Linked DNA regions of Homo sapiens: all the other regions are linked to region 2. Evidence: chromatin contacts called from ENCODE Hi-C or POLR2A ChIA-PET data. All regions are on one chromosome and are shown on one strand. The core of a region is the stretch at or near the end of the contact, and the rest is flanking DNA. Distances in the headings are between cores, read along the strand shown. Region 1 holds the start of NOL4L-DT (NOL4L divergent transcript). Region 2 holds the start of KIF3B (kinesin family member 3B). Region 3 has its middle 3.3 kb from the start of MYLK2. Region 4 holds the start of PDRG1 (p53 and DNA damage regulated 1). Region 5 holds the start of C20orf203 (chromosome 20 open reading frame 203). Region 6 overlaps MYLK2 (myosin light chain kinase 2).

Region 1 (4,652 bases), core at 1,574-4,073, 310 kb before region 2:
GGGATTACAGGGGTGAGCCACTGTGCCTGGCCTGTCATGATCTTTTGAAAGTCAGCTAGTCCCTGAGCTTCATGGGTCAGGTCCCTCTTGTTTATTACTGTATTCCAAACACCAAGCATGGTGGCTGACATACAGAAGATGCCCAAATAAACGTCTGAATGATGGATGGGCATAATGACAATAGGAGCTAGCATTTGTTGAGTGCTTATTCTCACGACAGCCCTGTGAGTTAGGGATAATTATTAATATTCCCATTTTATCGGCATTGAACACTGAGGCTTAGAGAGATTAAGGGACTCAGTCACTCAACAGCAGAGCCTGTTAGGAGAAGCACAATAAATGCTGATGGATGGATTGATTATGGAGGAAGCATAGTAGCATGGTGGAAAATGCTGTAGACTTCAGTCTAGCACCTGCTTTTTGAGGATAAGCCCATTCATTCATTCATTCATTCATTTGGTTGGTTGGTTGCTTATTTATCCATTTATTCAATAACGTTTAAGCCTTAGCTCCTGTGCTGGGCACTGGTCGACACAGGTAATGAGGCCATCGTGAAATGCTGTGGTCAGAGCTGGGAGGGGGAAAGCCCAAGGCTCTATGAGTGACCAGAGAAAGCCCCTGACCCAACCTGAGAGGTCAGGAGGCCTTTCTAGAGAGGTGGGCGTACAGCAGCGGCTCAGCATGGCTGGCAGACTGCAGGGGGATGCTATAGAATAGGGGGATGGCAGGTGGTGGCACAAGCCCTTGATAGAAGGGGCACCAGCACCCAGTGGTGGTAACTACCTCTCCCCAAGGCTCTGGGGCCTCTCTGCTCTTCCTGGCCCTTGCGTGGACAGGCCTCTGTGGGAGCCTGAGTCACTCTGCCCCACCCCAGGCCTGGAACTTCCTGTGGCACAGTCAGGGCCACCTCACTGTCAAGTTGCAGGCATCCCCGCTCATCTGGGCCCAGGGTCAGAGCTCAGTGAAAGGCAGGTGATCTGGGCCAAATCAGGCAAAGGCCAGGTACCTGGTTCTGTCCTGCGGCCCTGAGCCTCTTTGCTCCTGTGGGACTCAGTTTACCCATCTATCAGAGGCAGGGTTTGGACTGTATACTCTGAGAACCCTTCATCACCAAGCTCTTGTGACCCATTACATTACTATCTGTATTCAGAGTGGACGTGAGCCCTGGGGGCTTGGACTCCCTGTGCTTCAACTCCAGTCTCCCTTGGACACCTGGACGAAGTGTGGAAAAAAAAAAAAATCCAGAGGCCGGGCATGGTGGCTCATGCCTGTAATCCCAGCACTTTGGGAGTCCAAGGCGGGAGAATCACTTGAGCCCAGGAGTGATTACGTTACTATCTGTATTCAGAGAGGACGTGAGCCCTGGGGGCTTGGACTCCCTGTGCTTCAACTCCAGTCTCCCTTGGACACCTGGACGAAGTGTGGAAAAAAAAAAAAAAATCCAGAGGCCGGGCATAGTGGCTCATGCCTGTAATCCCAGCACTTTGGGAGCCCAAGGCGGGAGAATCACTTGAGTCCAGCCTGGGCAACAAAGAGAGACTCTGTCTCTACAAAAAATAATTAAAAAAAAAATAGCTGCGTGTGGTGGTGCATGCCTGTGGTCCCAGCTACTGAGGAGGCTGAGGTGGGAGGATCACTTGAGCCTGGGAGGTAGAGACTCCAGTGAGCAGCAATTGCACCACAGCACTCAGCCTGGGAGACAGAGCGAGACCCTGTCTCAAAATTTTTAAAAATGCAGAGGATCTCCTGGCCTTTGATTCATGGGGCAGCCTACTTTTTCCTTTGGCAGGTGTCTGGAATGGAAATCAAAAAAGAGCAGCTGCCCCCTGGGACCGTGATTGCATCCCCCCAGGAGTTGGGCATTGTGGGAGACTTACCCCACACCCCACCCAGCATGCCCCTCCTAAAGGACCCCAGTGACACGGATAGGCTGAAGACCCAGGGTCTGTTTCTGCAAAAGTGGGGATGGGCCGCAGTAGGCTGTTCTCACTCCTTGGCTGTTCCACTCTCCCAGGAGCCCTTGGGGCAAGAGGCTGGGACGTGCCTGGTGCAGTGAGCTGTCACACAGTAGGGACACCTCCAGGCCTCTGACCTCCAAGACCACAGACCTCTGGACCCCTGCAGCTGCCCTCCTCTCCTCACTTCTTCTCTACCCCACAGTCCTGCTCGTTTAAAACTCGCCAGTAGCTCCCATAGCAGCTGGAATGCCATCCAAAGTATTTCCCAGGGTCTTCAAGACTCCTGCCCTCCAACCCCTCCTCCCTCACTTCAGTCTCACCACACTGGACACCTTCCAGCTTCTAGAAAATGCCAATCTCCTTCCACCTTGGGGCTTTTGCCCTTGCTCTTCCCTCATCCTGGAATGCAGGAACAGCATGCCTTGGCACCTGTCATTTAAGTCACTGCTCAGATGCTACCTCCTTAGAGGGGCCTTCCCTGATCCCCCTAAGAAAAGCAGCCCCTTCTTTGCATTATTTGCTATCACAGCTCTCTCTTTCCTTCGTGGCCCATTCCCCGGGCTGTTGTGATCAATAGCTGGTTTGTTCAATAGCCATCTTCCATACCCATTGGTGCACTCCCGTAGGGCAGGGACCTTGGGGATCCCATGACCATATCCCAAGCCCCTGCTGCACAATGGCTGCTAAACAAATGTTTGTTGAATGAATGAAGCACAAAAAGTGCCAACAATGCCTGTCTTCCTCCTTGAATACTTCGAGGCCCCATGAGGGAGAAAATGGCACTTACTGGGCACCCGTCACAGCTCAGGCACTCTCATCCTGTTGAATCTCTACATCTGTGACATCCTGTCCCGCTATACAGATGATGAAGTAGGGGCTCAGTGACCTGCCTGAGGTTACCCAGCAAAGGGTGGAATGATGGCTTCATTCCATTGTGAAGTAGCCAAGTGGGACCTGTGAGCATGAAGAATGCCACGCCAAATAATCATCAGGATTCACTTCCAAATCTGACTCCACCCGAAGCCCATGTTCTTTTCATTATACTATACATTCTGCTGTGCCAGAACTCAGCCCAAGATTGACAACCAGGTTTTTAGCTTCTGAAAGGCAGGCAAAGACCCAGCCTGGGTGGAGAGGTGGTCCGGCTTAGTGGTTATTGAAGTGGGTCCTGGAACTGGACAGAGAGACCAGGGCTCACACAAGGACCCCACCACCCAGGCACAGGGCATATTTGCCACAGTTATCATTACCATTGCCAGGCTAGAGCATCTCTGCTCTCAGGAAGAGTGTGCTGGAAGGATAACCGTCAAGGGACACATGGAAAAAGTCAGGGTCTGAGCTTCTTAATCACAGAAGCCCCTGCGCCCCTGGGGCTGGCCTTTGGGTAGTGCCTTCCCCGCTCTGAGTGGTCACCTCTTAAAAACGGGCATGCATACCAGCATAGATCCAAAAAGAGCTCTTGAGAAGATAAAGAGGAAAAATGACTGTGGAGTTGTTGGTGTATATAAAGTAACATGAAATGTAAATTATCTAAAAATAATCTCCCATGTGAAATGCAGAGAGAGGTTGGGGCTTGGGAGACCTCTAGGGTTCTTTCAGCATTTACTGGCACCTACTGTGTGCCAGGTGTTGTGCTAGGGCCTGTGCATATGAGGATGGGTCAGATATGGCCCTGAGCATCTGGAGCTCCCTGTCTACTGGGGGAAGTGAGCCAGGTATACACAGCGTGGGGCTCTCTCCGAGCGCGGTGAAAGGGGAAGAGTTTGTGTGTGATATGGCAGCAGCAGCCAGATGCACATGAGCTGAAACCCACCCCTCCTTCCTGCATGACCTTGAGCAGGTCAGGCCACCTCTCCAAGCCCCAGGTCTTCGTCTGTAAAATGGAGCCATTCCCTCTGCCTCTCAGAGTTGCCAGGACATGGCACGTAGTAGGTCCTGGGGTGGGGGACTTTGGGATGGGAGTAGACAGTAGTTCCTACGCAGGAAACGGTCCTGCACTAGACAAAGTCTGGGCCTCAGGACTTGGATGGTGACTTGCCTGCAGGAGTGTCATGGGGACATGGGGTGGACCCCCGGGGACAGCTGGGAGAGAAGTGCAGCAATTCCTCATGACCTGTTAAGGAAGTGGGGGGTAGGGGCACAGAAATCCTGGGGAATTGGCCTGTGCCTTTATTTATGTTGGTAATTTCATTAAGGGGGAGGGGACCAGCTAGCTCTACCCAAGGTCAGATCTGCCCAGGTAGGAGGGGGGCGGTGGGGCTACCTGAGTTTACTCAGCAAGAGATTCTAGGTCAAGGCGCACTCAGGAAGGCAGGGTGTCTCAGGATGAGTTTGTGGATGTGTTGAGAGTTTTCTGAAGCGGAGGTGGGATTGGGCTGAGGCCACAGGCGACTTCCCAGGGGGCCTGGGCCTGTCCCAGAGCAGTGGGGCAGGCAAGCAGAGGCAAAGCTGGCCAAACTTCGGGGAATTCAGGGTGAGGCAAAAGGAGAGGAAGTTTGGGGGCCCCGAAGGGCGGCGATGTGGGGTTCCCCCAGGGGAACACTGCTCTTCTGGCTTCGGCTCACGGGAGAGGTCAAGTCACTTGCGGGAGCGAGGGAGGGGGAGCCTGCCCTACACCTTCCCGGCCTGGCTAAGTGGGGCGGGGCGGCCGGGAGGTCGGCGTCTGGGCTGGGGTCTGCGCCCTACTCCCCGCGG
Region 2 (4,311 bases), core at 250-2,749:
GGAGTTCGAGACCAGCCAGGCCAACATGGTGAAACCTTGTCTCTACTAAAACTACAAAAATTAGTGGACGAGGTGGTGAACATCTGTAGTCCCAGCTACTCGGGAGGCTGAGGCAGGAGAATCGCTTGAACACACGAGGCGGAGGTTGCAGTGAGCTGAGATCGCGCCACTGCACTCCAGCCTGGGCAACAGACTAAGACTCTGTCTCAAAAAAAAAAAAAAAAAAAAGGATTCTTAAGCAGGTCCTTCCCTTTACTTTTCTGAACCTCAGTTTCCTCATCGGCAAAATGAGGATGACATCACCAGGCACCTGGCAAAGTCTACATAAAGATTAAATGAAATAATATGCCTGGTAAAGTGCTTCTTAATCATATGCTTGTAAATAGTTATTACTGCTTTAAGCACTTCCCAAAGGACACAAAGATGCCTTTTTTCTTCTGGAAGGGTCAACGAAGCCCAGGTAGAAAATGAGACCATGACCCCAGCTATCTACAAGGGGTTGACCTCAAAGAGTTTCCCAGGACTACTTGTAGAAGTACCTCCCTTGCTCTGAGCAGAATGGAGAAGTAAAACCGGGGTTGGGGGTTGGCATTGCAGTAGGACTACCCATATGAGCTGGCACTCTACACACCTACACCTTACCTGTCCCAAAGTCATCTCCTCCTGGAAGTCTTGCCCTCCTACCCTGGACGCCTCATAATAGCTGGTTGAGCACTTACTATGTGCCAAGCTACTTGACATACCCAGTCTCACTGATTTCCACAGTAGTCTATTACCTCATTTCACAGATAAGGAAAAGAAGACTCAGAGAAATTAACTTGCCCAGGGCCACACAGTTACTAAGTGGAAATGCCACGTCTCTAACTCGCTCAGACTTCAAACTGCCCTCTTGGTCTCCCATCTAGGGTGCCCTAAGAATTCTCCCTCTCCCCATTTAGGGCACTTTCACATACACTTCTCATTATCTTTACCACTCTGAGCAGCAATGTTAGGACCCCATTGAATAAACAGGTCAGCTAAGGCCAGGGAGGTGAAAAGACTTGCCCAAGGTCACACAGCAAGCCCAGCACAGCGCCGAGGTTCGGACCCCAGGCTCTCGCTTCCCCGCCCTCCTCCCAAACTGGGGCCCTGACCACCGCCTCAGGGCCCCCAGGTGGGCTGCGACCCAAGGTGGCCGTGTCTGGGGGTCGGGCCGCGACCCTGCCAGGGGAAGGAGGGGCAAGGCCGTCCGGACTACCAAAGGATGCCTAGGAGGCAGGGCAGAGGATGCTCCGGCTCGCGGGACAGCAAAGCCAGGCAGAGGCGCGGGCGCAGGTCGCAGGGAAAACCCCAGGCGGCCACAGGATTAGCCCTGCTCGGTGGGCGCCCGGCCCCTCCGACTCACCTGAGGCCCGAGCCGAAAGCGGGCGGCGGCGGCGGCGGCGGCGGCGGCGGCGGCGGCGGGGGCGGCGAACCCCTGGCTCAGCCATTCCCCGCTGCCCCGGATGGGGAGAGACAGTGGCCGCTCACTTCCTTAGCAACCTGGCTCGGCGACCCACTTCCTTAGCAACCGGTGTCAATTTCAATAACTTTATTGGCACACGAGCAGAGGACAGGGAAAGCCGGCTGGAGGGGTCTGGGCGGGGCTCAGGTCGGTGCTGGTGTTTAGCGGGGGCCCAACACACCTCGGTCTCCTCACCCACCTAAGCGGGGAGAGTGGCGCACAACGTGGCCTGACTCCATCCTCTGGTATCTCGTGCCTCAGTTTCCCATCTGTAAATGGAACACACGCGATTTCAGCCGCCGTTCAACCTTTCTAAAAGCTTTCACATCCATTATCTGACTGGTGTCTCAAACTGCTACTGAGGTAACTCCCATTTAGGGTGCCCCCAGTGACTCAATACGAACACCTATAGGCACCCTTGTTGTAGCTTTCCTGTCCTTCACCCAATCCAGTCAGTCACAACCGCCCCAGGCAAGGCCAGGCCACGCTCATCTCTAGCCTGCCTGAAATATCTGGTCTGTTTCCATTCTTTTGTCCAGCTCTGTCCGAACAATCCATTTTCCATAAGGTGGCCAGAGTAATTATTTAAAACAGATCATGCGGCCAGGTGCGGTGGCTCCCGCTGTAATCCCAGCACTTTGGGAGGCTGAGGCAGGTGAATCACCTGAGGTCAGGAGTTCGAGACCAGCTTGGCCAACATGGCGAAACCCCGTCTCTAATAAAAATACAAAAAATTAGCCGGGCGTGGTGGCGCATGCCTGTAGTCCCAGCTACTCGGGAGGCTGAGGCAGGAGAATCGCTTGAACCCGGGAGGCAGGGGTTGCAGTGAGAGAGATGGCACCACTGCACTCCAGCCTGGGCGACAACAGCGAAACTCCGTCTCAGATATAAAGATTAAAATAAATAAATAAATAAATAAATAAATAAAACAGATCATGCCACTTTCTGATTAATACTCGATTTAATGGAGTCTCATTGCTCTTAGAATCAAATATGAAGTCCTTATTACTTCCTGCAAAATTCGTTAAAACTCTATTCCAACCACACTGGCCTAGAAGGGCAGGTTCCAACCCCCATGGAACTTACACCTGCTGTTCCCCACTAAATAGAAACTGCATAAGAGCAGTCTTTTATTTGTTCACTCTTGTATCCACCATGCCTGGAACCAAGCTTAGTCAATAGTAGTTGCTGAACAAATATGTTTTGCTCCTTGAATAAATGAATACCTGAGATGGTCTTCTTCATCTGCCTACAACTACTTTTTGCCTGTTGTGGCAGATATTGCTACTTCCTCTCAAAAACGTTATTTCTTCCTGCTCCTGGACACACAACTAGACAGTATTTCCCAGCCTTCCTTACAGTTCAGACCAAGTTCTGGCCAATTAAATGTGATGTGTGCTATTCTCAGGCCTGGCCCATTAAAACTCCCACATAATTTGATTTACACTTTCTCTACAGTGAAGAAGTTTATTTTTAAATAAAATAATAAAGGAAATACCAAAAGAGACTGCACCCAGCCTCTTTTGGTATTTCCTGAAGCTAATAATTGCCTCATTTTTTCCCCCCTTTCATTAGCTTTCTTTGCAGATATTGTTAATTTTTTCCTATGTGGTTAATAAATTAGACAAAATAATCAGCAGTGATTTTTCCAGATGTGTAACATAACAATTCGGCTAGGCATGGTGGCTCATGCCCATAATCCCAGCACCTTGGGAGGCTGAGGCAGGCAGATCACCCTGAGGTCAGGAGTTCAAGACCAGCCTGGCCAACATGGAGAAACCACGTCTCTACTAAAAATACAAAAATCAGCCAGGAGTGGTGGCAGGCACCTGTAATCCCCACTACTTTGGAGGCTGAGGCAGGAGAATTGCTTGAACCTAGGAGGTGGAGGTTGCAGTGACCCGAAATAACCCTATTGCACTCTAGCTTGGGTGACAAGAGCAAAACTCCATCTCACAAAAACAACAACAACTTAAAAAAAAAAAAAAAGTTCATGAGTTCTCTTTTGTTTTTTTCTCCTGAAGGCTTCAGCTCTGATCTGGACCAGTGCTCTCCAGGCCTACTGCACAGCTGTCATACTGAACTTTCCTATATCCTACACCTGGTTGGGATTCCCTGTGCCCTGGACCTTGTGTCTCAAACTTCTAGATTGTGGATTTACTCTGTCATCTCTGTGCAGCACATCTTTCTGTAGATTCCTGAGAAAGGTTGCAAAGAAGCAAATATATTTAGTCCTTGTATGTCTAAATATGCATTTATACTGTTTTCACACTTGATTAATAGTTTAGCAGGGTATAGAAATCTAGGCTGAAGGCCAGGCGCCATGTCTTATGCCTGTAATCCCAGCACTTTGGGAGGTCGAGGCAGGCAGATCACCTGAGGTCAAGTGTTTGAGACCAGCCTGGCCAACATGCTGAAACCTTGTCTCTACTAAAAATACAAAAAAAACATTAGCTGGGCATGGTGGCACATGCCTGTAGTCCCAGCTACTCGGGGAGGCTGAGGCAGGATAATCACTTGAACCCAGGAGGCAGAGGTTGCAGTAAGCCAAGATTGCACCACTGCACTCCAGCCTGAGCGACAGAGGGAGCCTCCATTTCAAAAAAAAAAAAAAAAAAGAAATCTAGGCTGAAAATTATTTCTCTCAGAATTTTTAAAACATTGCATTATTGTTTCTAGTATCCAGATTTAAGACATCTAATGCCATTCTTAATCCTGTTGCTTTATATGTGTCTTGTTCTTTTTTTATTTTTAATCTTTGAAAACTTTTAGGCTATCATCTTTATCCATAATGTTGTATTTGATGATGACTCCCCTCAGTGAGGCTT
Region 3 (4,294 bases), core at 1,492-3,991, 460 kb after region 2:
GACAAAAAGTGACCACCAAAGTGGGGGGAATAAAAAAAGCAAGATGCAAAGTAGCATGTAGAGTGTGCTATCCATTTGTGCAAAAAAAAAAGGGAGAATAATATATGAATAATATATATTTCACTTTATGCACATAAGAATTTATTTGGTAGGATAAGCAAGGAACTGGGCCCCAAGGGTGGGAAGGAGACATCACTGTATATACTTTGACTTTTCTGTTTGAACCATGAACTATGTGAACAGGCTACTATTCAAAATGAGTGGGATGTTTTGTTTTGTGAGCAAATGTCAAGGGTTTTTGGTATAAGCTGGTAAAAACCATAGTTGGAGCTCTTTCCCCAGTCTTGACTACTTTTGCTCTGCCTGGCCCTCCTCTCCAGGCCCGGTCCTCCTCTCCTCCATTTCTCTTCTTTAAGGTCCAGTTAACAGTCTGCCTCTTCCAGGAAGCAAAAGTAACAGCTGATGCCTATACGGTACTGACCACGTGCCTGGCCTCGCTCTGCATGCTCTCATGTTGATCCACCCAAATGGTCTTCAGAAGAACCCAGTGCGGTAGGTACTAGAGAGATGGGGAAACCAAGGCATGGAGAGGTTATGTAATTTACTCAAAGTCACAGCTTGGAAGGGGCTGAACTGAGCTCTGAACCCAGGTCCCCTGCAGAAAGGGAGCTTCCACTTGCTGAGCACCTGTCATTCGTTTTAGCCATCTTGCCTTTAAGCATCATCTTGATGATAACTCTGTGGGGAGCGCTCATCTCATTTTCTGCATGAGGACGAGGAGAGTTAAAGGAATCAGTAGCTTGCCCAAAGTCACTCAGCAAGGAAGGGAGTTGAGCTTGGAATGTCGTTCTTCAAACTCCAAAGCCCTCTTCCCTTCCTAAAATGTCCCAGCCTGTGCCTTGCCCCCTTCTCCCTGCTGAGTAACCCCTTTGTGGATCTTGCAGCATTCAAAAGGTTGAAATGTTTCCTGTCCTAATGCGGATCATTAGGACCTCCTGGCCCTCTATCTGGCCCAGAGCATGTTTTAGTTTAATTTGGAATGTTGGGTCCCCTGCTTCTGGCCTCCCCACAGTGCCCCAGCTGATCCCACCATTGGTTGACACTGTCTGGGAGCCCCCTGAAGGCCAGGGGCTAAACACATCCCCAGCACAGAGTGGACTTGCCCATCAGTGTCTGATGAGTAAATAACTGATTAACCAGAAGGCTCCAGACTGGAGTTTGTTACCTCCCTATGCTGGACCTTGCTGGCATCTCCTTGTTATTATTGTGGTTATCAATACCAGTCATTTATTGAGTGCCCACCAACGGCCAGGCCAGACTATGCCAAAGATCCAGCTCCCTGGATCCTCAGAAGGGACTGTAGGGGCCAATGTTACACCATTTTAAAGGTGTGGAAACTGATGCTCACAGAGGGAAGTGGCTTGTCCCCACAGTCACTCAGCTAGTGAATGGCTTCAAACTACCCACATTCAAATCCAGAGCCACCTCCCAATGAGACCAAAATCCAGCCTGGGACAACTTCAGGGGCATTAGTGCTACTTTTGTTATAATTATTATTCCCAAATAATTACTCTTATTGAACTCTTTCTAAAATGGACCAGGCCCTGGGGTAAGCAGCTTCATGAGTATCCTTCCTTCGAGTCTTACAACTCCCTACCATGCAGTGATTAGGAGATCTGTCAATGAAGCGCTGCGACCAGTAACTGTGAGCTTGGAACAATGTCTTCACCTGTTTCCTCATCCGTAAGGAGAGCATCTGCCTCCCAGGAGGTAGATAAAGCATTACAACAGTGAGTGTGAGCATAGCGAGTGCTGTATAAATGTCAGCTCTTTAATCCCCATTTCACAGATGTGACAGGAAAACTGAGTCACAGGGCAAAGTCATAGAGTTGGGATTGGACCCATCTAACCCAAGGCTCTGCTCATAACTGCTCTGCCCCATTGCCTCCCTCTCACAGCATGGCTGCGAGCATTTAGCCAGCACACATGTAAAGAGTGCCCAATGGCACAGTACCTACAGCACTGTGGGGGCCTGATAATGTCGTGGACACCCCAGGTAGAGGGTTCATCTGTTCCCGCCAGCTCCCCTGCAGTGCCTCCCACTGGGATGAGAGTCTGGCCTGGTTCCGAATCTACGGGACTGCCTGCTCCAGCCAGCTGCTCCCTGGGAGTCCCCAAGCTTCTCAGCACTCCCTTGGAGGCACAGGGGTGGGGCACGGGGAAACTTCCTCCACCCACCTAGGGGCTGCCAGAGCCCCTGCCCACCCTCAAGAAGGGGCTTCCCCGCCCTGCACCAGCTGTGCAGACACCCTCTTTGCCTCTACAGGGGCAGGACAGGAAGTGGGGCAATGCCAAGACCAATTAAACCCGCCAGGGGAATTAAGGTCAGCAGGATGCAATTATGCCTGTTGGATTTAACAAGGCCAGAGGGAAGGTTTCTCCAGCCAGAGTTCACGGCTCCTTAGGCCTCTTGCCCTGTGTAGCTCTGCCTTCCAGGAGCCTAGGCTTCCAGGCTCACCTAGCTCTGGAAGAATGTGTTGGGGGTGAAGGGGTTAACTTCACCCAGGCACTGCTTCCTTGGCTCTGGAGAGGAAATCAGTTCAGCCAAGAGGCTTTAAAAGGACCTGTTCGGAGAAGTCATGCCCAGTCTGACCCTCTCCCTGCCCAGCTGTGATGGAAAATCCAAAGAGTTGAGCAACAACCTTTCTGACTCCAAAGAGAGCAGCCAACTCCCCTCACAGCCTTCCCTCTGCTCCTGTTTGAGAGCCACTCAAGGCTGCATTAGCACGTTGTTTTCTCTCGCCCTCTCCCACCTTGGACCCCTGAGCCCAGGGCCTTGGCAGGACCTCTCAGGCCTCTGGAAAAGCCCTAGGTAAGGTTGCTGTCCTTACAGCAGACCCTGTCCTTCCAGCCAAGCTAGTAAGCAGAGGTCTGTGGGCGTTCTGTGTGCAAATTGGACATAGGTTTCTCCGAAAACGCAATTGACACACTGTTCCATCCCACAGTTATAGAATTTTATTGCTAAGATTAATTACTGGGGGCTCTACTGTGACAAGGACTAAACTGGTCACTTTCAGGACACAGAGATGAAATTGGGGGAGAGCTATAGAATCACTGCATATTACATTTTAGGTGAAAAAAGACTATAAAAATCAACCATGCCTGTAATCCTAGCATGTTAAGAGGCCGAGGCTGGAGGATCACTTGAGCCCAGGAGTTCACGACCAGCCTGCGCAACATGGTGAGACCCCATCTCTGCAAAAAAATTTAAAAATTCGCCAGGCGTGGCAGTGCACACCTGTGGTCCCAAGCTACTCAGGAGGCTGAGGTAGAAGGATTGCTTGACACCAGGAGGTTGAGGCTGCAGTGAGCCATGATTGTGTCACTGCACTATGGCCTGGGTGACAGGGTGGGCCCCTGTCTCAATAAATAAATTAAATAAAAATCAGCCATAGAGCGGGATCCTTTTTGTTCAAAATATTTACAAAGAAGATGGCTGGAGGGATATAAATGGACATATTTACAGGCGTAGAAATAGAGATTATTTTTATTCTTTATTCATCTAGATTTTCCAACTTTTTTGGAAATGACTTGTAACTCTTAATCAGATCAATAAGTAATTCCAAATATATCAACGTGGACACAGATTTCTTCAGAGAGAAAATGGTAAGAGCTATAAAACACCATGAAAGGACTTCTTGGCTCAGGGCCTCAGAGAACTCGCAATTCAGCTACTGCAAGGCTTTCTCAGTAACTAAGCCCCAGAGTTGGTTTAAAATGAAGCCTCCTGGCTGGGCGAAGTGGCTCATGCCTGTAATCTCAGCACTTTCGGAGGACAAGGCAGGCGGATCACTTGAGATCAGGAGTTCAAGCCCAGCCTGGCCAACATGATGAAACACCATCTCTACTAAAAATATAAAAATTAGCCGGGCATGGTGGTGAGCACCTGTAATCCCAGCTACTCGGGAGGCTGAGGCATGAAAATCACTTGAACCCAGGAAGCAGAGGTTGCAGTGAGCCAAGCTTATGCCACTGCACTCCAGCCTGGGCAATAGAGCAAGACTAAGTCTCAAAAATAAAAATAAAATAAAAAATAAAATGGAGCTTCCTTGGAATGAGGCCCCAGAAATGTCTATAAACCAGCATTTCAGGTGATTTTTCATGCACATCCAAGTTCAAGAACCACCAAGTCAGAGAGCCAGCTCTCTAGAAAGCATCCTGAGAGCCTTGGAAGAGGGAACAGATTTGAGGCACTGTCCTGACAGTCACCCTGGTGCAGTCAGTGGAGAGCTTC
Region 4 (4,825 bases), core at 760-3,259, 330 kb after region 2:
TGATTCCCCTCCCCAACATTTCCAGTGGCCAGGGGTGGCCTCTAAAGGCCAGTTACCGCCAAGAAGCTGCTAATGTGGGAGCCTCCCTCAGCCTCTCCCCATCCAGGCCCATGTGGTAGGGGTCAAGGGTCAACCTGGTCCAGCCCTCTGTGGGTCCCAAGGTGGAGGAGACGCAGTGCTGGGGTCCAGGCCGAGGGATGCCTGGTGAGCCCCATTTCTGCTTTGGCAAACATCCCCCTTTCCTTCTCAGGGCCTGTGCCTGCATTTCTGAACCAGAAGGTGTTTATACAAAACATCCTGGGTTTGGCGACAAATTCACCCTCAGTGAGGAATCCTTAATGAATCTCCCTCCTTCCCCACACCAGGTGGCTGAAGGAAAAATTAGCTCTGCCTCTGGTAGTTGAAGGCAGCCAATGGCTAGGCAACATAGAGGTGCTGCTGGGGCTTCTGGGGCCACAATTTTTGGGGAGGGTTTTTTCAGGGTCCGGAAATGGCATGGACACCAGGCACTCCTGGCTTGCTGTGTGATGAGGCACTGCCTTTCTCCTGGCCTCAGTCTGCAGCTGTGAAATGGGGCAGTAATAATCCCATCCATACAAAGGTTGCTTTGACACTCAAGTAAGGCAAGGGGTGTGAAGGGGCTTGGTTACAAGAGGTCAAAAGGAGAGAATAAAACGCTGGAATCAGGGAGGCGAGACATCAGAGTGATAATATCGGTTCTGCTCTTTAGACTTTCAAAGTCCTTTCCCAGCGCCTTTTACAGCCATGTGGGCTCAATGCCTCCTTCCCTCTGACCTCCTGCCTGCTTCCCCCCCGCCCATTCTGTTCCACATACGCTGGCTGTTCCCTCTGCCTGGAACACTCTTCTCCTAGGCATCCACATGGCTCACCCCTCACCTTCTTTTCAAAGCCTTGCCTCTCTCTGAGGTTTGTTTTTTCCAGCTATCCAATGAGGAGTTTGGGCGTGAAGACCTCGTGGGAACCCTCTGGTTCTGATGGTAACCATTTTCCACCTGCCTGCCTTCTCTGGGAAGTCCTCCCAATCCTACCACCCACACCCACCTGCTTTTCTGAGCTAGCACTTCATTGCTTACTGCCCATAGTTTTCAAGTCCCTTCCTTATGTATAGGCCAGCTACTCTGGACATTGGGCCCAACACAGGGGCTCAAGTGAACTCTGGTTAAACGGAATTAAAAGTGATTACTGCTTCCTTTGTTTTTTGAGACAGAGTCTCGTTTTGTCACCCGGGCTGGAGTGCAGTGGTGCCATCATAGCTCAGGGCAGCCTCGACTCCCCAGATGCAGGTGCTCCTCCCGCCTCAGCCTCCTGAGTAGCTGGGACCAACGGGCGCGCCCCCCCTCACCCAGCTAATTTTTTTTTTTTGTATTTTTAGTAGAAACGGAGGTTTTACTGTGTTGCCCAAGCTGGTCTCGAACTCCTGGGCTCAAGTGATCCCCCCGCTTTGGCCTTCCAAAGTACTGGGATTACAGGCATGAGCCACTGCGCCCAGCTGATTCCTGCTTCCTTCCGATCCTGTGGAGAGACACTGAGGCGGATTTTTATTCACCCCCTTTTTATAAATTAGAAACTGAAAGTGTCAGAGATTAAACATAAGTCACACTGCCACATGGGCCTTCTTGGTGTTTCTTAGCCAGGGGAAGAATAATATTTCCCAGATCCTAATCACTACCTGCCACGGTATATAATTGTTTTGCCATTAATTGTCGGTGTTTCCCACTAGGATGAAGTTCCATGAGGGCAGGGATTTTGTTGTGTTCACTGCTGCATCCTAAGCACATAAAACTGCTTGGCACATAATAAGTGCTCAAGAAGCATGAACCGAGGGAGTAACGGGTCAGAGGCAGCCCGAGGACTGAGCTCTCTGAGCCTGCAGAGGGCGCTCCAGCCCCGCCCCCAAAGCTAGGCCCCGCCTCTCGCAGCCGGCTGGCGCACTAGTGTTAGAGCCTGCGCACCACCGTTCTTTTAACTGCGCAGGCGCGCCGGAAGCACCTAGAGAGCGGCGCGTGCGCAGCGGGAGTCGAAGCGGAGATCCCGGGGTCGCGCGAGAGCCGCAAGCGGAGTTGGTGGGCGCTATGCTATCACCCGAGGCAGAGCGAGTGCTGCGGTACCTTGTAGAAGTGGAGGAGCTCGCCGAGGAGGTGCTGGCGGACAAGCGGCAGGTGAGAGGCCCCTCCGCGGCGCTGGGGCCTGGCGGCCGGCGCCGTGGGAAAGCGCGCGGGGTCGCAGTGAGTTGACCTGGACAGGCGGTTAACGGCTCCGAGGCGACAGACCTGGGCCGATAAATATTCGGCCGCTACTAAGTGAGCGCCTGCGCTATGCTGGACATTCCTCTCTCTTCATCCTTTCTCTGCCCCTTGCCATGCTCTGTGGATCTCGACCCATCATGCTCTGGGCCGTTTCCCTGAGCACCTGTTTCAAAATGCACTTCCCGGCCCCATGGTTGATCTAGGGGCACCGCCCTGTAAAGGCCCTCAGGGGAGAGCTGGAACCGAAAAGAAGCCTGAGGGGGCCTTGTGACCGGGCAGGGGTGGGGACGTGGGGGAAGGTGGCGCCCTGTTTATGGGGTGTCTTGTTTTAAGTGCCAAGTTTTTGAGGGGAGTTCCTGGGGGAAGGAGGGTGACGTAATTGGATTTAGGTTTTAAAAGGATCCCCCCTGGCTGCTGTGTGGAATACAGAATATAGGTGGGCAAGGGCGGAGGCAGGGAGATGGGTGAGGGGCCATTGGTATGGTCCAGACCAGAGATGGATTTGGACTAGGTAGTGGTGGTGGAGAGAAGTGAAGGGGTCAGAAATGTATTTTGGAGACAGACTCAGTAGGCCGTGGTAGTGGAGCCGGGGGAGTCGTGACTCCCTCTCATCTCCAGTTAGAAGGGTCAGGTATTTACTGAGAAGGGGAAAACTTGGGCAAGATCCTGTCAAATTAAGTACTGGATCAGGGTGTGCTGGATGAGAATAAGAGCAGTTAAAGTTTATCAGCTACTTACTATGTGCCAGGTACTGTGTTAAGTCATTTAATTGCTGGCTCAATAACCTGTAAGGTAGGTACTGTCCGTAGCTCCATTTTGAGGAGGAGTAAATAGGAAGGTGAAATTACACAGCTTGAGGCAGATAGCAGGATTCGAACCTGGGTATTCCAAATCCAGAACCAGCACTCGTGCAGTATACTGTACTACTGCGTCACTTCCTTAGTAGCTATTGTGTTGTTACCACTGTCTCAGTGCCCCCAATCCTGCTGTTCCAATCTAGTATTGTTGGGTTTCTCATATTACTAGTTCAGAATCAGCTGGAGAAGTTTGTCCAAAAATAAACATTAGGCCTGCTTAATCACAGTGTGTAGGGGAAGGGTTTCCACTCCCCTGGTGATTCTGATATGCCCTAAAGTTCGAGTGGATAATGCAGAATTTCCCATTTAGTCAGCACATGTTTTCTCAGCATCTTTTCTGGGGAGAGGGCAGCTGCACAAAGCATTGTCTTTAAGACCAGGAAGCTGAGTGAGAGAAGAAATACATTCACACATCAATCCATTTTAGGCAGGACGTTGAATGTAATCAGGAATAATGCATTGCCTCTGCAACCCTTGTCTGTCAAGAGGTGACAGCTTGGGGCAAGAGATAGCTGAGTTCCCTCCTGTCCCTGTGGTTTTCAGATTGTGGACCTGGACACTAAAAGGAATCAGAATCGAGAGGGCCTGAGGGCCCTGCAGAAGGATCTCAGCCTCTCTGGTAAGTTGAAATTTTCTCAGTGCAGCCCTGGAGGCCTGTTCCGTTTTCCTTTAAGGCCTTTACCTTGTTCCTGATAGAGATCAGGCAGGAGGTCACAGCTGTATAACTCAGCCTTGTGGGAAATTGAAACAGTCCGGGGAGATGGGGGAGCAAATTTTGCAGTTCTGGCACAGACTGTGGTTCAGGATTTTGCCTGCTCACTTCAGTGACAGGTCGTTAGCTCCTGGCTTATCAACGATGGCAGACACTGAGAGAGTGCCGGGGGTGTATAAAACTGATGGTTCCTGCCCTTGTGCTTTACAGATGAGGAAAACAACGTAAAATGCGTAATTGAAAATTGTAAGAAAGCCAGAGATGGAATTGGACTTGGGGTGGGTGTTGAGAATATATATCCAGAAGAATGGGACACTTTAGATGAGGCCAAGTGGCTGTGGCAGTGGAAGCAAATGGGGAGTAAGTATGGCTGGAGAGAGGGACAGAGACCAGGCCATAATGAAAGGTCTTGGGGGCTAAGGGAGGAAGTTTACATTTTGTTGAAAGTACACTAGAATGTGCAGAATCTTCCAGTTGCTTCTCATCTCACCTGAGTAAAATCCAGAGGTCCTACAAGACCGAGTAATCCAGCCCCCATGAATCCATGAGTGTGCCAATATCATCTCTACTCCCCCCACCCCCAACATGACTCCACCTACACTGGTCTCCTTGCTGTTCTTTTATTTATTCATTTATTTATTTATTTGGAGACAGAGCCTTGCTCTGTCACCCAGACTGGAGTGCAGTGGCATGATCTTGGCTCACTGCAACCTCTGTCTCCCAGGTTCAAGTGATTCTTGTGCCTCAGCCTCCTGAGTAGCTGAGATTACAGGCGTGTGCCACCACACCCAGCTAATTTTTGTATTTTTAATAGATACAGCGTTTCGCCATGTTGGCCAGGCCGGTCTCGAGGTCCTGGCCTCAAGTGATCCACCTGCCTCGGCCTCCCAAAGTGCTGGGATTACAGGCGTGAGCCACTGCGCCCGGCCCCTTGCTGTTCTGAACACCCCAAGCACACTACTGATCTTTGCTGTTCCTGTTGTTTCCTC
Region 5 (4,883 bases), core at 1,802-4,301, 400 kb before region 2:
CTCCAGTCTGGGCGACAAGAGCGAAACTTCGTCTCAAAACCAACAAAAAAAACGGGTTCCTTTGTTCCACTGCGAAGAAGAGCAGTGCAGGCATCCCATGCTCAGATGGGAAGGCCTGGTTCCTGGGGTGGGTGGCACTTAGGAAGCGAGCATCTAACTAGTTGCAGGGCCATGTGCAAGTCACCAGTTTCCATGCCTCGGTTTCCCCACCTATCATACAGTCCTGCATGATCCAGCCTCTGTTTCTCCTCTTGCCTCGTGTCTGGCCAGCCGCTCCATGCCTGCACTCCCTCTGCTGCTCCGGCCTCCAGTGGCCTCCCAGGCTAACACCTCCTCATTTGTCACATCTCAGCTCAAGCATCATCTCTAGGAGGCCTTCCCTGGCCACCTGGCTCTGCATCCTCTCACACCCCATCATGCCTTATGACACTTGACATCACGTGCAACCGTGTATTTATCTGTTGCTCTTTTTAGTGGCTTTCTCTTCTTGGCCCAAAGCCTGGCACTGAATAAATATTTGTTGAATGAATGAATAAACTAATGAATGAACAAATGAGCAGGTGTGCTGTGGGACTCAGATGACCCCACAGCTGGGACTCAGTGCCCTGGGAGTGGAGGGACACAATGTGTTCCTAAGCCCATGGGCCAGAGTCAGGGAATCCCACATAGAAACTGGCTTCCCCTGGGCTTCCAGAGGCTGCCAGGGAGCATCACTGCCTTAGGCCTCCCGCCCGGAACAAGAACAGGCCTTCCTGGAGCCACTATTGTGGTCAGCATTGTTGTGGTCCTTGCTGCCCTCGCAGCTGTGCTCCCTGGAATTCCCAGGTGGCTGTGTGTGTGTGTGTGTGTGTGTGTGTGTGTGTGTGTTAGTGGGGTGGGCGTGGGGGAAACCTGGAGCCCTGACCCTGAGGCCACCTGCCTCAGTGGGTTGGACAGGGAGGCTTCTTGAAGATTGACCCCCAACCTGAGTCTCCCCAGCGGAAGGGGAATTCGGCTGGTGGGGAAGGTGGGGGAATGGGCGTGGCGTATTCTAGGCTTAGGGATCCCAGGGCTGCGGGAGGACAGCCAAAGCTGGAGCGCCAGTCGTGCAGGCCAGAGCTGATGGGGCTTTGCCTACCATGCCAGGTGCTGCTTCTGGAGGGTGGGGCAGGGGGAAGGATTTGAAATGAGGTAGCAACAGCACAATCAGAATTGTGTTGTTCAAAGGCCTTCCTGTCACGGGGAGAGGATAGGCCACCACAGGTTCTTTCCTATCTCCCTCTTTCCCCTCCAGACCTTACCCCTTCTAAAATGGAGGCATTTTGTTTGTTTTCGCTCAGAACCCAGTTCCTCATGAACTGTCATTGTAAATAGACCGGAGGCCAGAACAAAGGAAGATTTTTTAAAATTATTTTTTCCTCCTTTAAAGACTAGCTTAATGAGAACTGCTGACATGGGGTAAAGTACAGCACGCCCAAGCTGAGAGAGGTGTGGGGGTACCCTAGACTGGGAAACTGAGGCCCAGGGAGAAGCACTGCTGGGCAAGGAGCATCCCTCTACATCCCAGGTGGGGTGGGCGCTCCACACACCAGTGTGATGGGAAAAGTGGAGGTGATGAGTGTCCTCACCTGGGCACAGCCTGGCCCTCATGAGATGGAACGTGCAGGGAGCCTTTTGGGGGAGGGTTCAGGAGGAGAACTGGGTGGTTTGCCCAGGAACTCAGAAGGAGTATTCCCTAGGCGGGTGGGTAGCGTGTGGAAGGACACCTGAGGCAGACAGAAGACACAGAGACCCAAGGGAGAAGGAAGAACGGCTGGGTTTAGAGACGTGGACGTAAGTGAAAGGGCAGAGCCAAGGATGCAGCAGGACAGGAGGGAGGGGGTTAATAACACACTTGAAGCCCACGGTCCAGGTTTGATTTCATTTAACTTAGTTTACTCTGGACCCCTGAGTCTCTCTCAAATTTGAATGGCCTTTTTTTCCTTTTGAAGGGGGATTCTTTAGGAGGAAGGGCAGAGAGGGCACCAAGCAAGTAGATACTGTCTCTAATAAAAGTTTTGGTCATGGCCAGGCGCAGTGGCTCACTCCTGTAATCCCAGAACTGGGAGGCCCGAGGCAGGAGGATTGCTTGAGCCCAGGAGTTCAAGACCAGCCTAGGCAAAATGGCAAGATCCCTATCTCTACAAAAAAAAAAATAATAATACAAAAATTAGCTAGGCATGGTGATGTGCACCTAGTCCCAGCTACCTAGGAAGCTGAGGTGGGAGGATTGCTTGAGTCTGGGAGGTCGACGCTGCAGTGAGCTGTGATTGCACCACTGCACTCCAGCCGTGGTGACAGAGTGAGACTCTGTCTAAAAAAAAAAAAAGGAAGTTTCGAGGGTGAGATGAAGTAAAAGACTGGAATGTTCTTGAGACATTGGGCTAGAGATTGTCATTTGTTTTTGCTACTTAAATCCAGGTGCTCTGGGCTAACCTGATTGGGCCCCTGATGCAAAAGCGCCTCCTGGTGGGTGGTTCTGAAAACACTGAATACTTTCCTCCCCCTGCCACCCAGTAACAATATTAATAATACAAATACAGCATTTTTTTTTCCCTGCAGAACAAAATTCCTAGAAGCTGAAGGGCTGAGTTGCTGAACATGAGCATTTTACTTTTAGGCAGATTACATCAAAGTCTCTTTCCAAAAAGTTGGCACCAATTGGCACCCCATTTTTGGTGCATTTAAATATTAAACACCAAGATGAGACTGGATGGATCCCTCTCCTGAAATGTCCTGTCCATAAATGAAAGAGCTGGGGCCAAGCTCACGGTGGCTCACGCCTGTAATCCCAGCACTTTGGGAGGCCAGGGTGGGAGGATTGCTTGAGCTCAGGAGTTCAAGACTAGCCTGGGAAATATAGGGAGACCCCTGTCTCTTAAACAAACTTAAAAAAAATGGCTGGATTAAACGACAACAACAGTTTCAGGGACCCAGTCTTTTCTGAACAGTGTCTCCCCCGCTCAGCTCTCACAGATCATTGAGGTGGGCGGGGTTAGACCCATTGACAGTTGGACCTGCAGGGCCAGGTCACATAGCCAGTGGGTCTGAGCTGACTTTTCTTCCCAAGCCTGTGTGATCCCCAAAACCCTTGGCTGCCCCCACTCTGCCCCCCGCCTCCCAGCCCTTCCAGCTGCAGCCTTTTCACTCATTCCACCACCACTCAGCTCTGAGTGGCTACGCTGGCGGGCTCTCTGCTTTGCGTCGGAGACATCACAGTGAGCAAAGGCAGATATGTTTTATGTGCCCTTGAAGAATCTCCCAGACAAACGTGTCATTGCAGTCGGAGCCAAATGGCCGGGGCAGGTGGCACAGATGAATGCCGGGCAGAGGAGCCTGCAGGTGGGTGGAATGCAGCCTGTCTGTGCTGAAAGTGTGGGGTGACCCTGGGGTTTTAAGCAGGGGATGGTGACCAAAAAAGCCAGCAGAAAGACCAGTGTGTGGTTTTGAAGCTGCTGCCCTAGACTCCCTGTGCCTCATGTGTCCCTTGGAGCTCCACCTGGGTCTCTGTGCCCACGGGGCTGCGGTGAGGCTCCCCGAATGTGGGGACCGTGTGGCCGTTGAGCCCATCTCCGGCAGCTATGGCTGAGGCGCCAGCCACTTCCGCCCTGTGCTCTCTCTGTGGTTGGCTACGGGGGCTGAGACACCTCCGGCCAGTCTTGAGGGGAGCAGGAGGAGGCTGCTGGACTGTCCCCCATGGCAGCCACAGGGCCTCTTCACTCCCTCCTGCCTCTGTGGCTCCAGGGGCCCAGCTCAGCCTCTTCCTGCCGTTTGTACCAGCCCTGGGGCTCCTCAGGAGGGCGGGCTTGTCGCTTGTTCCCCCAACCCTGCAACCCCTCCACTTCCTCTCCTCACCCGCCCCAGGGTGTGAGGTGGGACACAGAGAGATGCCCAGCCCTTACTACCAAGGAGTCTTGGGTCTTGAGGGGGCTTCTTTTATGGCCACTCATTTCAGCCCCTAGATCCTGCCAGTCCCATATTCTTCACTCCCTGAGGCCTTCTGGCTCTCAAAGCCCGAGTCTAGTGCCTTCCTACCAGCCATCTTCACCAGGCCCCTCTCCTATGCTGGGTCTGTTTAGATGCAGGGGCACAGGGAGTAGGAAAAGGTCTCTGCTGCCGGAGCCCACAGCCCTGTGGGAAGACAGCAGGGCCAGGTGGCAGTCAGGGAGAGAAGCACTTTTCTGGAACTGTGTGAAATGCTGTGAGCTTGGGGGAGGCAGGGGAGGGAGTGGGGAGGGTAGAGGAGGAAGAGTCCCAGAACAAAAAGGCCTGGTGTGGTGAGAAATTCAGGAGGGAATAAAAGGGAACAAGAGCAAGAAATAGAGACAGGCACACTGTGGTTCTTGGTTTTTCCCACAAAACTAAAGCTATTTAAATTGAAGAAGTATTTTTTTTTTTTTGGAGATATTGTCTTGCTCTGTCACCCAGACTGAAGTGTAATGATGCAATCATAGCTCATTGTAACCTTGACCTTCTAGGCTCAAGCAGTCCTCCTGCCTCAGCCTCTTGAGTAGCTAGGACTACAGGCATGCGCCACCACACCCAGCTAATACATATGTATGTATGTATGTATGTATAATATATATGTAATATATTTTATGTGTGTGTATTTATTTTATTTTATTTTATTTTTTTGAGACAGAGTCTTGCATTGTCACCTGGGCTGGTGTGCAGTGGTGGGATCTCGGCTCACTGCAACCTCCATCTCCTGGGTTCAAGCGATTCTCCTGCCTCAGCCTCCCAAGTAGCTAGGATTACAGCTAGCTACTGTAATAGCTACTGGGCGCCCACCACCATGCCCAGCTAATTTTTTGTATTATTAGTAGAGATGGGGTTTCACTGTGTTGGTCAGGCTGGTCTCGAAC
Region 6 (4,616 bases), core at 293-2,792, 440 kb after region 2:
CATCAGCTGGGAGCCCATGGACTTGTCCATACACTCCTTGTGCCTCAGTTTCCTCATCTGTGAAATGTTGATAATGAAAATACCTACTCATAGGGTGGGGACAAAATAAGTTAATTGATGGGAATCACTTGGTATAGTGCCTGGTGGCCAATAAATATTACCCATTAACATGAAGGAAGAAACAGATGCGTAGGCAGCTTCATAGGTAGGAGATGGTCCAGGTGGGCACATCCTTCAGGACAGCCCTGGCTCCTCCATGCCCTCGGCGCAGCCCTATCACTGGCTGAATCTTTACCTACCACTGTCTTATTGGGTCCAAGGTGGCCAGTGGAATACAAGGCCACTGGACCCAGAAAGGGAAAGGCAGTGTCACCAGCCCTGATGTAATCCAAACCAGATGTGGGCTTAGTGGCTTCCAGACCTGTGGGGGGTGGTCACTGTGGGCCTGGCTAAGGCCTTGAGGCAGGAAATGGTCTTGGAGGAAAGCTCTCTGGGCTGGGACCAACTGGGAGGAGCACTCCCATTGACAGTGTTAATTAACCCTTCTTAGCTTACAAAGAGGGCCCAGGACCCCGTTCAGGGGAAGCCCAGGCACAGAGGTGCCTTGCAGGGGAAGAACACAGCATCAGCGTTGAGATGGACACTGAGCAGGAGGGGCCCATGGCCCTGGTGCCTGTGGTGGGCACAGCAAACCATGCAAGGGACAGGGAAGCTCAGCCTGACACCCAGAGAACTGATGCCCTGGGAACCCTTGCTCAGTCCTGGTCCAGCTTGGCAGTCCCAAACCAGCTATGGTCTCCCGCCCTCCATCAGGGCAGCTCCTAGCGTGAAAAATCTTTCTTTCTTGTAGCTGCCAGGGATGGGAGCATTCTTGAAAGCAATGGGGCTGGGGCCTAAGCCTGCAGAGAGGCAGACCCAGCTGTCCACAGGGGCAGTGGCTGCAGCTTTGCCCTGAGTGTGCTCCGTGGCCCTCAGTGGGAACAAGGTCTCTCTGAACCCACATTCCCCCTTCCACATTATTGAATCTATACTCTCTGCCTCTGGGGACAAGGGGAGGCCCAGAGGAAGCACCTGATGAACCATAAAGAGCTTTCTAAGGTGTGCTCCTGGGAAGGGGTGGGGCTGGGTTCTGAATGGGCTTCTTGCACAGGACATGTTAATTTGCTGTGTAGCCTTGGCCAAGTCACTTTCCCTCTCTGAACCTGTTTTTTCACCTGTAAAATATGGTGCATGAGCACCCCATCCCGTCTCTCAACTGTCACAATGGCCCTAGGAGTGGCAGAGGAGAAAAGAGCCGAGGTTATCAACTTCATATTACAGAGGGGGAAACTGAGGCATGCACTGGGAGTCAGGAGTCCTGGGTTCTAGTTCCAGCTGTTACTGTCTCTGATGAGGGACCTTCCCCATCTTGGCCTCGGTTTCCCCAGCTGGATCCAGGCCCTGGATCTCTGCTGTGGCTGGACTTCATTTCCTTCCCTCCCCCCACGGTGGTGACTCATCCCTCATCAACATGCTGTGTGGCCGAGGCTCAGCCTGGGTGGGGGCCAGCGAGGCCAAGAAAACCACTCAGAGGAAACCACAGGCCTGGCCCAGCTGGCAGGTGGCGGACGGGCAGGCAGGCAGGAATCCACAGCCCTAGGGGCCCTGCCTATAAGCGCACCTCCCGCCAAGAGCCCAAGCCAGGTTCCCCAGGACCCCCAAGCCCCAGACTGTGAGTCAGGCTCAGACTTCAGAGTCACCCATTCACCACCCCAAGTGATACTGCTGCAACCGGACTCTGAACTCCCCAGCTCAAGCAGGGCGGGGATCGCAGTGAGGACCAGTGTTCATGGAGGCAGGAGAGAGGGGATGAACTGTCAAGGTTTCTGTCCGAGGGCAAGCCTAAGGTTTCTCAGGAGGCAGGCAGTGGTGAAGAGCAGGGGCTCTGGGCCCAGACCATCTGGGTACAAATCCTGGCTCTGCCACTGACTATGTGGCCCTGAGCAAGTGGCTGAACCTCTCTGAGGCTTGGCTCCACACTCTGAGAAATGGACACAACACCTCGCAGAGTCACCGTGTGCAGCCGATGTGACCATCAACACAATGCGGCGCCCAGGGCCAGCAGCCGGCAGGTGCTCGATGCATGTTAACTGCTGTCTCTGCTCTTCCTGCTGGAACCTCTCTGTTCCCACAGGCCAGTCCCACTTCTCAGTCGTCCTCACAGCCAGAAAGGCTGCACTGTATCAGGGCTCAGCTCTCTTGCCCTCTGGGCTGCCCCCAGATGGAGCCTCCCCTGCCCCTCACTGCTGGCTTGTGGTGAGGTGGCCGTGGCCACTGGGAAAAATCAGAGAACAGTCCTCTCCCCTGAGGCCCTCATTGTAGACCCAGCAAAGGCATCGCAGGCCTGCCAGACCTGGCCTCCACCTGGAGACCGGACTCTCTGCTTACACCCTGTCCTGGTGAGAGGCAGAGGGAACGCATGGGCACATCCTTGCTCTGGGAGACAGAAAAGCTCCTTTCAAGCCCCAGTCCCTGACTTGTTGAGTGGCATTCAAGTTCCTTCTCTCCTCTGAGCCTCAGTTTCTTCATATGTGGAGTAAGGATAAGAACATTATCGTTCCCTGGGCCGAGCACAGCCCTAAGTGCCTTACCTCAGTCTGACTGATGCTGCAGCCATGGCCCCACCCTATGAGGTAGATCCTAGCGCTGCCCACTCTCTCTGGCTCAGTTTCTCCCTCTGTAAAACAGGAATAATAATACCTGCCTCATGAGAATCACCTGAAGCCGGGAGGCGGAGGTTGCGTGCAGTGAGCATAGATCACACCACTGTACTCCAGCCTGGACGACAGAGTGAGACTCCATCATAAATCAATCAATCAACCAATCAATCCTGCCTCGTAACTTTGCTGTGAGGAGTAAATGAGTTAACACAGCACAGGCGCTTTAAGTAAAGCTGGGCACGCAGTAATCACACACCCGGTGTAGGCTGTTGCTGCGACCTCCCTCTCACAGGTGAGGATACTGAGGCACAACGTGCAGAAGCCACCTGCCCACATCATGTGCTGGGCAGACTGGCACCTGAGCCTGCATGAACCACCAAACTGTGAGCTGACGGATATTGCTAAAGTGTCCGGTACACAGTAGGTGCTCAGTGAACTGTGGTCATCAGCGACCTCACACCAGTGCAGGCACACACAGAGGGAAGGAGGCCACATCCAACCTGTACATTTATTTACAAGGCACAAGCTGAGAGCAGACTGGAGGCTGCCCCATGGCCTTCCTAATTCTCCTGGGCCTGCTGACCCCATCATCTGAGGCCATGGGTGACCCCCAAGATGGGGGCCCCGAGTGGTTGGGTTGGGCCGGCTTGGCCCTGAGGCAAGCTCGGGGGTGGTCTCCTGTGTCCCTTGGCTTCTCCCCTCCCCCTCCACCAGGCCTGGGCTGGGCGCCCTCTCTCTCACACAGAGTTCCTGTGTGTTGGTGGTCGCAAGGAAGGTGGGTGGGGGCCAGCCTGGGCCAGATGGTGTGGGCTCGGCCTTATCTGCTGGAGTGGGGAGGTGGCGGGGGCATGGAGGTCCTCTCTCACAAAGCCTGCTCTGTCTTCCCTGGCAGCTGGGCCTTAGGAATCAGCGTTGCAGCCTTTCTGCCCCACCAGGAGCCTCCCATCCACAACCACAGAAGCCCTACATGCTGAGACCCCCCAGCCATGGCACTCCAGCTAGGAGGAGGCCCAGGCTAAGGACTCTCCCAGTGGGGCAAAGCAGGGGTCACCACGGCGGCGGCAGTTCAAAGACGAGGAGCTGGGGAGGGAACCGGGAGCGGCTTCAACGGGGGCCTGGAGTCTGGGGTGTGGCCGACAGGCTGGAGCCCTGTCTGGGGAGGTGCTAGCAGGATGGATCCAGGCCACACTCCGAGGCGGCTCACATCGGGGAAGCGGTCACTGCATGGGGGCGTGGGGAGCCCCGAGCCTCCCAGCCTGGCACAGCCTTGTCCTAACGAGGCTGCCCTGGGGATCTGGCTGCCTTTTCTGGCCTTCTGGGCTGTGTGGCTTCAGCCCCGGCCACTGTGTGGCTGCGTCCAGGCTTCAGCTGCGCCCAGGGCTCAGACCCCCAGAGCCATCAGTGCCCCCGAGCTGCTGATCTTCTTGAAGCGGTTGGCAGCGCTGACAGCAATGAAGTTTTTCTAGAGGGCAGAAGAGAGGGAGTCCCAGTCAACACCAGGGCAGGGGGGCAGCTGCAGGGTGTCTGAGCAGCCTGTAAGTCCCCTTCAGTCCAGGAGGGTCACAGGCTAGAGAAGGTGCAGTGCCCAAAATGGCCACGGGAGGCGCCATGACACTGTATTGTCCAGGAGTCCCCTCACTCAACGGATAGGTCAGCCAGACCTGAACCAAGGACCGCTCTGCTCCAAACACTCCCATGGCTCCAGTTTTGCTCCAAGTAAAAGATAAACCCCTTGCCATGGCCGATGAGTCCCTCCAACTCCTGTCCCCCTCTTCCTCTCTAACTTCATTCCTTACCTCCTTGCTCACTCCACTCCATCCATACTGGCCTCCTACCTGTTCCTCAAACTCTCCAACCACACCTCTGCCTCAGGGCCTTTGCACTGGCTACTCCCTCTGCCCGGAATACTCTTCTCCC

Evidence for each region. A loop is a pair of places that touch in the nucleus more often than their neighbours do. ChIA-PET counts read pairs that join two places held with the same protein, here RNA polymerase II (POLR2A). Pooled maps may share reads with other maps.
Region 1: a pooled map shows a loop between it and region 2 (7-fold over the local background). The contact joins the promoter of NOL4L-DT here to the promoter of KIF3B in region 2. A Hi-C loop is called at or near these places in 7 of 50 pooled maps. POLR2A ChIA-PET finds 5 or more read pairs at or near these places in 2 of 52 experiments (T-cell and activated CD4-positive, alpha-beta T cell).
Region 3: POLR2A ChIA-PET joins it to region 2 with 13 read pairs in Panc1. The contact joins the enhancer-like site here to the promoter of KIF3B in region 2. POLR2A ChIA-PET finds 5 or more read pairs at or near these places in 4 of 52 experiments (A549, BJ, K562 and 1 more).
Region 4: a pooled map shows a loop between it and region 2 (3-fold over the local background). The contact joins the promoter of PDRG1 here to the promoter of KIF3B in region 2. A Hi-C loop is called at or near these places in 3 of 50 pooled maps. POLR2A ChIA-PET finds 5 or more read pairs at or near these places in 4 of 52 experiments (MCF 10A, OCI-LY7, PC-9 and 1 more).
Region 5: a loop to region 2 is called in a map with no recorded cell type, with 4 times the contacts of the local background. The contact joins the promoter of C20orf203 here to the promoter of KIF3B in region 2. A Hi-C loop is called at or near these places in 4 of 37 single-sample maps with no recorded cell type and 4 of 50 pooled maps. POLR2A ChIA-PET finds 5 or more read pairs at or near these places in 1 of 52 experiments (OCI-LY7).
Region 6: a loop to region 2 is called in a map of chondrocyte, with 2.6 times the contacts of the local background. The contact joins the enhancer-like site here to the promoter of KIF3B in region 2. A Hi-C loop is called at or near these places in 1 of 168 maps with a recorded cell type or tissue (chondrocyte). POLR2A ChIA-PET finds 5 or more read pairs at or near these places in 4 of 52 experiments (A549, BJ, MCF 10A and 1 more).

The regions. Positions count from the first base shown.
Region 1 is chr20:32,585,650-32,590,301 of GRCh38, reverse strand. It overlaps NOL4L-DT (NOL4L divergent transcript), which reads right to left and starts at 2,823. Exons shown (of 3, transcript NR_034152.1): 1 at 2,746-2,823. RefSeq lists an enhancer at 4,317-4,396 and a silencer at 4,587-4,652.
Region 2 is chr20:32,274,839-32,279,149 of GRCh38, reverse strand. It overlaps KIF3B (kinesin family member 3B), which reads right to left and starts at 1,499. Exons shown (of 9, transcript NM_004798.4): 1 at 1,385-1,499. It overlaps LOC124904885 (a long non-coding RNA gene), which reads left to right and starts at 1,607. Exons shown (of 2, transcript XR_007067561.1): 1 at 1,607-1,846; 2 at 3,508-3,731. RefSeq lists silencers at 1,124-1,303, 1,324-1,483 and enhancers at 1,137-1,647, 1,694-1,743.
Region 3 is chr20:31,813,863-31,818,156 of GRCh38, reverse strand. No RefSeq gene overlaps it. Among named protein-coding and RNA genes, the nearest start is that of MYLK2, 3.3 kb to the left of the region's middle. RefSeq lists an enhancer at 1,671-2,473. Within about 2 kb of position 2,741, at least 4 of the 41 ENCODE cell types and tissues checked have a DNase peak (open chromatin) inside an H3K27ac peak, as active enhancers do.
Region 4 is chr20:31,949,230-31,954,054 of GRCh38, reverse strand. It overlaps PDRG1 (p53 and DNA damage regulated 1), which reads left to right and starts at 2,009. Exons shown (of 5, transcript NM_030815.3): 1 at 2,009-2,180; 2 at 3,668-3,743. The coding sequence starts at 2,094.
Region 5 is chr20:32,672,109-32,676,991 of GRCh38, reverse strand. It overlaps C20orf203 (chromosome 20 open reading frame 203), which reads left to right and starts at 3,051. Exons shown (of 6, transcript NM_182584.4): 1 at 3,051-3,360. RefSeq lists enhancers at 730-1,432, 2,284-2,353, 4,304-4,803.
Region 6 is chr20:31,833,262-31,837,877 of GRCh38, reverse strand. MYLK2 (myosin light chain kinase 2) reads right to left here. Exons shown (of 13, transcript NM_033118.4): 13 at 3,194-4,161. The coding sequence ends at 4,081. Among named protein-coding and RNA genes, the nearest start is that of FOXS1, 10 kb to the left of the region's middle. RefSeq lists enhancers at 1-836, 3,202-3,832. Within about 2 kb of position 1,542, at least 13 of the 41 ENCODE cell types and tissues checked have a DNase peak (open chromatin) inside an H3K27ac peak, as active enhancers do.